Linked DNA regions of Homo sapiens: region 2 is linked to region 1. The links are chromatin loops, found by intact Hi-C in ENCODE. Cell type or tissue: GM12878. All regions are shown on one strand. Each heading gives the region's core, and the rest is flanking DNA. Links, peaks and the distances in the headings are about the cores only. Region 1 overlaps PLCL2 (phospholipase C like 2). Region 2 overlaps PLCL2 (phospholipase C like 2).

The links. Hi-C counts contacts between places; a loop is a spot of excess contacts. Peaks named below come from ENCODE experiments on the same cell type or tissue, not always from the same donor. Only the 100,000 strongest peaks of a DNase experiment are listed, where the experiment ranks them.
Region 2: it touches region 1 in a loop (2.1-fold over the local background); 5 of 110 quality-filtered maps call a loop at or near these places.

Annotation. Positions count from the first base shown.
Region 1 is chr3:16,926,209-16,929,016 of GRCh38, forward strand. All of the region lies in intron 1 of PLCL2 (phospholipase C like 2), which reads left to right. Among named protein-coding and RNA genes, the nearest start is that of MIR3714, 5.6 kb to the right of the region's middle. RefSeq lists enhancers at 1,972-2,221, 2,282-2,441. In GM12878, for the core only: a CTCF peak has its summit at 1,475 (motif pointing right); a DNase peak (open chromatin) is centred at 2,707; H3K4me3 peaks cover 736 bases; H3K27ac peaks cover 1,658 bases.
Region 2 is chr3:17,021,754-17,024,561 of GRCh38, forward strand. The region is part of intron 3 of PLCL2 (phospholipase C like 2); the gene reads left to right. Among named protein-coding and RNA genes, the nearest start is that of PLCL2-AS1, 31 kb to the right of the region's middle. RefSeq lists enhancers at 1,277-1,496, 1,567-1,646. In GM12878, for the core only: no CTCF peak of the experiment used is centred there; a DNase peak (open chromatin) is centred at 1,388; H3K27ac peaks cover 1,194 bases.

The DNA.
Region 1 (2,808 bases), core at 277-2,776:
AATCAGCTTTAAGTTGCTCTCAAACAAACAAAAAAAGCCCATTATTCATAATCAAATGCTCCAGAATCAGACAGATGCAAGGGCTGGCTTTACTACTTCCTAGCAGTGTCACTTTGAGGAATAATGCCTTTTCTTGAAGAAAAACTTCATTTTCCTCCTCTGTAAAGTGGGATTAACAGTATCTACCTCTAGATGTTCCTGTATTAGAATGAGGTCATGTATGCAAAACAGTTGCCTGGCATTTCCTAAGTGCTAAATAAATGTTAACTATTGTTATTATTATTACTGTTATGTCATTATTTAAATGTAATTTTTTGAAAGATAAATAATGTCTTAAAATACTCTCTGAAACTACTTAGAGACAAAGCCTATTTTAATATAGTGATCAGATTTTTCATCTAGCAAACAAAATCATTTATAATCAAAACCTTTTTTTTTTTTGAGACAGAGTCTCCCTCTGTCTCCCACGCTGGAGTGCAGTGGTGCAATCTTGGCTCACTGCAGGCTCTGCCTCCTGGATTCACGCCATTCTCCTGCTTCAGCCTCCCGAGTAGCTGAGACTACAGGCACCCGCCACCATGGTTGGCTAATTTTTTGTATTTTTAGTAGAGACGGTTTCACTGTGTTAGCCAGGATGGTCTCGGTCTCCTGACCTTGTGATCCACCTGCCTTGGCCTCCCAAAGTGCTAGGATTACAGATGTAAGCCACCGCGCCCGGCCACATTTTTTTTTAAGGCTAAGGAAGAACGGGAAGTGGGTGGCTGAAAAAAATCAATTAAAAATATTTATTTGCTAGTTATTCATTTTGTCCTTGATATGTATTTAATTTAAAGCAATTTATTTTTCTTTTCTTTCTTCCCTGAAGCAAATGTAATTTGAACACAGACTAATTTTTTTTATAGCTAAAGTGAAATGTTAAACAAAATCGTCATCCCTTTTAGCACTACCTTTAAGTTATTCTTTACGGAAGAACTGGGTAAACCCTTCACAGAATGTTTGCAAAACACCTGATGCACAATATGGTGTAAACTGTCACATTTCTCTTTAATTTTTTAATAGTGACCAAAGTGAATATTTTTCCAGTGATTGCTCCATAATATTATGCTACAAATGTGTTGTAAATAAAAGATTGATAATAAAATACAAAAAAAAATGAAATAAACAATAGAAGACAAATATGACAATAGGCAAGAATGGTTAGCAAACATTCTGATCAAACCTTTTTTGTTAGTTTAAAAGGAATGCATCATTGCTTAGTCTTTGTTCTAAATGAGATGTCCCATTATCTGTATCTGGGGCATGAACAAGTTTTTATGGCTTGGTGGCATCAGAAGTTTAAGAGCTGGAAGGGACTTTGGTTGTAAAGGTTGGTCTAGCACAGGGTTTCTCAGCCTGGGCACCATTGACAATTTTGCATTGATAATTATTTGTTGTGGGGGCTGTTCTGTGCATTGTAGGATGTAGGCTCTACCCACTAGATGTCAGTAGTGCAGGGTTCCCCCTACCTGCCTGTTTCCCCCGCCCCCACCACACACAATGAGAACCACTGATCTGGGGTTTGCCAAAGTGTACACTCCATGGAGCACCACTCATGTTGGAGGGGCTGGGATACTCCAGGAAAATATTCTGTTGTCAAATAAGTTTGGGAAACCCTTATTTAGACAACAGCAAAAAATTGTCAGAGCTTTCAATGTGATATCTAAAGTGAATTGCCAAGAGGCGAACATGCAGCATGTTTCAGCTTATTTGACAGCAGCCCGTTTTTCAAAGGCAGCTTGCAGGATGGAACATACTCCCATTCCTGTGCTCCAACTCTCATTTTCCAGGTGAGGAAATTGAGGTCTAGGGAGGTTACATGACCAGCCAAAGGCTCTGCATTACCTAATTTCATAATTGCTGTGTGAGCATGTACTGCATGCTAGCTCCTATGTTAGGCACTGGGGAGGCAATGGTGATACACAGGATAGGCAGATGGACCCAGTAACTACAACACAATGTGGTTAGTGCTAGGAGGGAGGCCCTCCAAGAGGCTGAGAGAGCATCTCAGAATGGGCACTTCATTCACATTGAGTAGATGAGCTGAGTCCATGTTGTACATGTTTTAGCTGAGACATCTGTGGAGGTAGACCAGTTTGGGAGACCAGGCAGTAGAATGCCTACAGAGGCCGATTTTGCATTTCTGTGTATAATAATTGAGGCAAGGGACTGTATGAGAGTCCTCCAGGGATGAGAAGCTTAGGGTAGAACCTTGGGGAAATCCATGTTTAAGGGTGCACCGAGGAAGAGCAGCCCCAGATAGAGACCAAGAAGGACATAGGAGAAAGTACAGAGCCAGGCAAAGGGTGCAGTCTGATGCTGCAGAGAGGAAGCTGCAACCTGCAGGGTTGAGGGCCTGGGCTCTGGAGCTGAGCTAGAGTTTGAATCCTAACTGCCTAGCTTGCAGGTTGTGTGATATTTGTCACCTGTTGTATTACTTTGCAAAGGCTCAATTTATAAAAGCAGTATAATTGTAAAGCCTACTTCATCTACTTGTTGTGAAGCCTAGCTAAAGTATGAGAAGTATGGAGTACCATGCTTGGCATATAAGAAATGCTTAGTAAATATTCGGTGATGCTATCCTTATTATTATCAAATGACATGAGGACTCAGAAACATTCATGAATTTGCTTCTTGGAGGTTGTGGGTGACCTTGGCAAAAATCCATTTCAGCGGAGGGACAGATGGTTTGAGAGTGAGTGGGAAGTGAAACGTAGAGGCTGTGAGTTTAGAATTTTCTCAAGGTTAGTTGTGAATGGGATTGGGCAGGGG
Region 2 (2,808 bases), core at 39-2,538, 95 kb after region 1:
ATCTCTAAACTCTCTGGGAGGATGACTTTAATAGATTTCAACATGTTGTCAGATGATGTCCTCAGACAAGAAATGATAAATGCTATTAAGCAAGCTACTATGTCATCTGACATACTAACAGTCTGATTTAAAATTGCAAAGTAAGCAAGGAAACAAGAGCTGGGGTGCCATCCAGCCCTATTGGTGAATGAGAAATGGGACCCGGCTGTTAGCATCACTTCAGTTCCTGGGTAGATTTCATTTGAGCCATCACCACCTAGAGAACTGTTAGGGGGCAGTGGTTTAGGGCCATGTATTTGATAGGGTCTCCATGGTTTTACTTTTCTGTTTAGAGCATTTTTATTGTTTTTTAAAGGGGCAAAGGCAGATTGCTAATTTTTCAAACACTTTAGTTCCCTGAATCTGGTAGAAAATATGAATATATCTGAAACCCAAAGCTCAAGAAAAGTTAGGGAACTTCTTTGTAAACCTATGCTTTACGCAAAAGAATACTACTACATTTTTTATAAAACTAAGATATTCGAAGTACTGTAGTCTTTTTTCTTCCTATGCAAAAGTAGAGGAGTTACTTCCTATGTTCCCATCAAATTCCACATCGAATATTGGATTTTGCTCCTGTATAATTTCTTCAAGGCTTATTTTTGATACTTTTTCGATAGTTTCTCTGTGTTTCTGCAGTGGCTGAAGGTGCCTCCTAAGTTCTTTGCTAAGTTCTTCTCTCTGTCAAGGACCCTTACAGGAAATTTAAAAAAAAGAAAGAAAGAAAGAAAAGGATTTTATGTATCTTTAAAATTCTGTTAGTGCTCTGGAGATAATATACACAGTTCTTTTGGTCAACTGGCAGTTTCCAAAGCTGCGAGGAAGCACTTAGCTTCCTTATCCCCATTTATTCAGTAAACTTTTTGTCATTACTAGACTTTGAATAAATAAACTTTAATTGAGTGGAGGAGGCAATGCTGGCTGACTTCTCATTTCTGTGGCCCTAATTCTAGTTGAGCCTTTAATCACCTTATGCTGTATGGCAGAGTTTGAGTTCAAGCTTCATACTCATCCCAGGTGAAAAAGAAAATGTAACTTTCTTACCTCTCTTATGAGGGAGGTAGATGTCCCTGGATTTTAATTCTGTTGGTAAACTTCATCTATTGCATTCATTACGTTATTCGTTTTGGACTGTAAATGCTAAGCTCTTTAGGTAAAATGCTCAGTCTCTCTGACTTTCTCTCTTTCCCCCTCTTCCTTCACAAAGTGGCCAGTGGTTGCTTGGAGAGGGTGTGGTTGCAAACCCTTCTTTTTGTGTTCTTGGCAAAGAATGTCTAAACATCTAAAGCCACCATCCTCTCCTCCACTTTCTATTCACCTCGAGGTGGGTACATAGTGGGGGGATTTCCCAGCTCCAACATGAGTCACTCAATACTGCAAGAGGCGTTATTTCCTCCTCTCTGTTCTCTCGTCAAGAAAGCTGCAAGAGCCAGCTCCTTTCCTCCTGCCTCAGAGCTGCAATTCCCTTGGCTCAACCTTTGTATTTGGAAGGAAGTCTCCTCCACCTTAGGGGATAACACTCTGTGATCTACGGGTTGTTTCCCCATGATATGGTTTGGCTGTGTCCCCACCCAAATCTCAACTTGAATTGTATCTCCCAGAATTCCCCCGTGTTGTGGGAGGGACCCAGGGGGAGGTAGTTGAATCATGGGGGCCAGTCTTTCCTGTGCTATTCTTGTGATAGTGAATAAGTCTCATGAAACCTGATGGGTTTATCAGGGATTTCCACTTTGCTTCTTTCTTATTCTCTCTTGCCACCACCATGTAAGAAATGCCTTTCACCTTCTGCCATGATTGTGAGACCTCCCCAGCCATGTGGAACTGTAAGTCATATTAATCCTCCTTTTATTCCCAGTCTCGGGTATGTCTTTATCAGCAGCATGAAAACAGACTAATACACTCGATATGTTGAAATAATTTAGAACATAGTTTGATAAATCCTGATTTTCAAGTCTATCATTTTGGTGGGAACCTGAGCAAAAATCTAATTTGACCTTTAAAACTGACAAATGTCTCTGTGTTCATAAGATAGTTGCTCCTCATCCAAGCTCTGAAACTTGTCCTTTGAATAGGTGGAAAGCTCCAGGGAAAACATGATTCATTAACTATGGCAGCATCTGTGAAAAGAAATAACTTATTGACACCATCCCCATCACACTTGTGAGACTGTTGAAGCCACCCAGCCTGCAGCCTTTCCCTCTCTGCTGCAGTTCATCCTCTGGTTTGCCTTAAAGACATTCTTCCTGAAATATCTCCCAGAGAAAGGCCTAGGTATTTCTGGGAGGGTCCAAGAGGTAGAGTTAGAAGTATGATGTGATAACTTTAAGAACTAAGCCAGCTGGAAGGATTATATTGTGATCATCAAGAACAGTGGAGCCAAATTGCTCTGTTACCTTGACTATTTTTGTTAGGTGAATAACATTTTTTCGTAGAGCATCCTGGAAAAGTGGCATCCCTTTGGTGTGTTGAGATTGATGAAGAATTTGAGTTAAGCCTAATAATTGCCAAGAGAGAGAAAAAGGAGGGTGAAGTGTGAGAGGAATATCTTTAAGAACATACACTTCATGTCTATTTTCTTCTAGCAATTGAATCTTTCCAGCATCAAGATTTTTTATTTACTGTTGAAACGTGCATCAAACACTACTGGCAATAGTATAAAGCCCTTTTTAAAAAAAGTTTTTATAGCATCTAGGATCTGTGCAGTATCTTAAATTGTGTAATTATTTTTGTAGTATGCACAGAATAGTATTGTCTCTACATTCAGTTTTG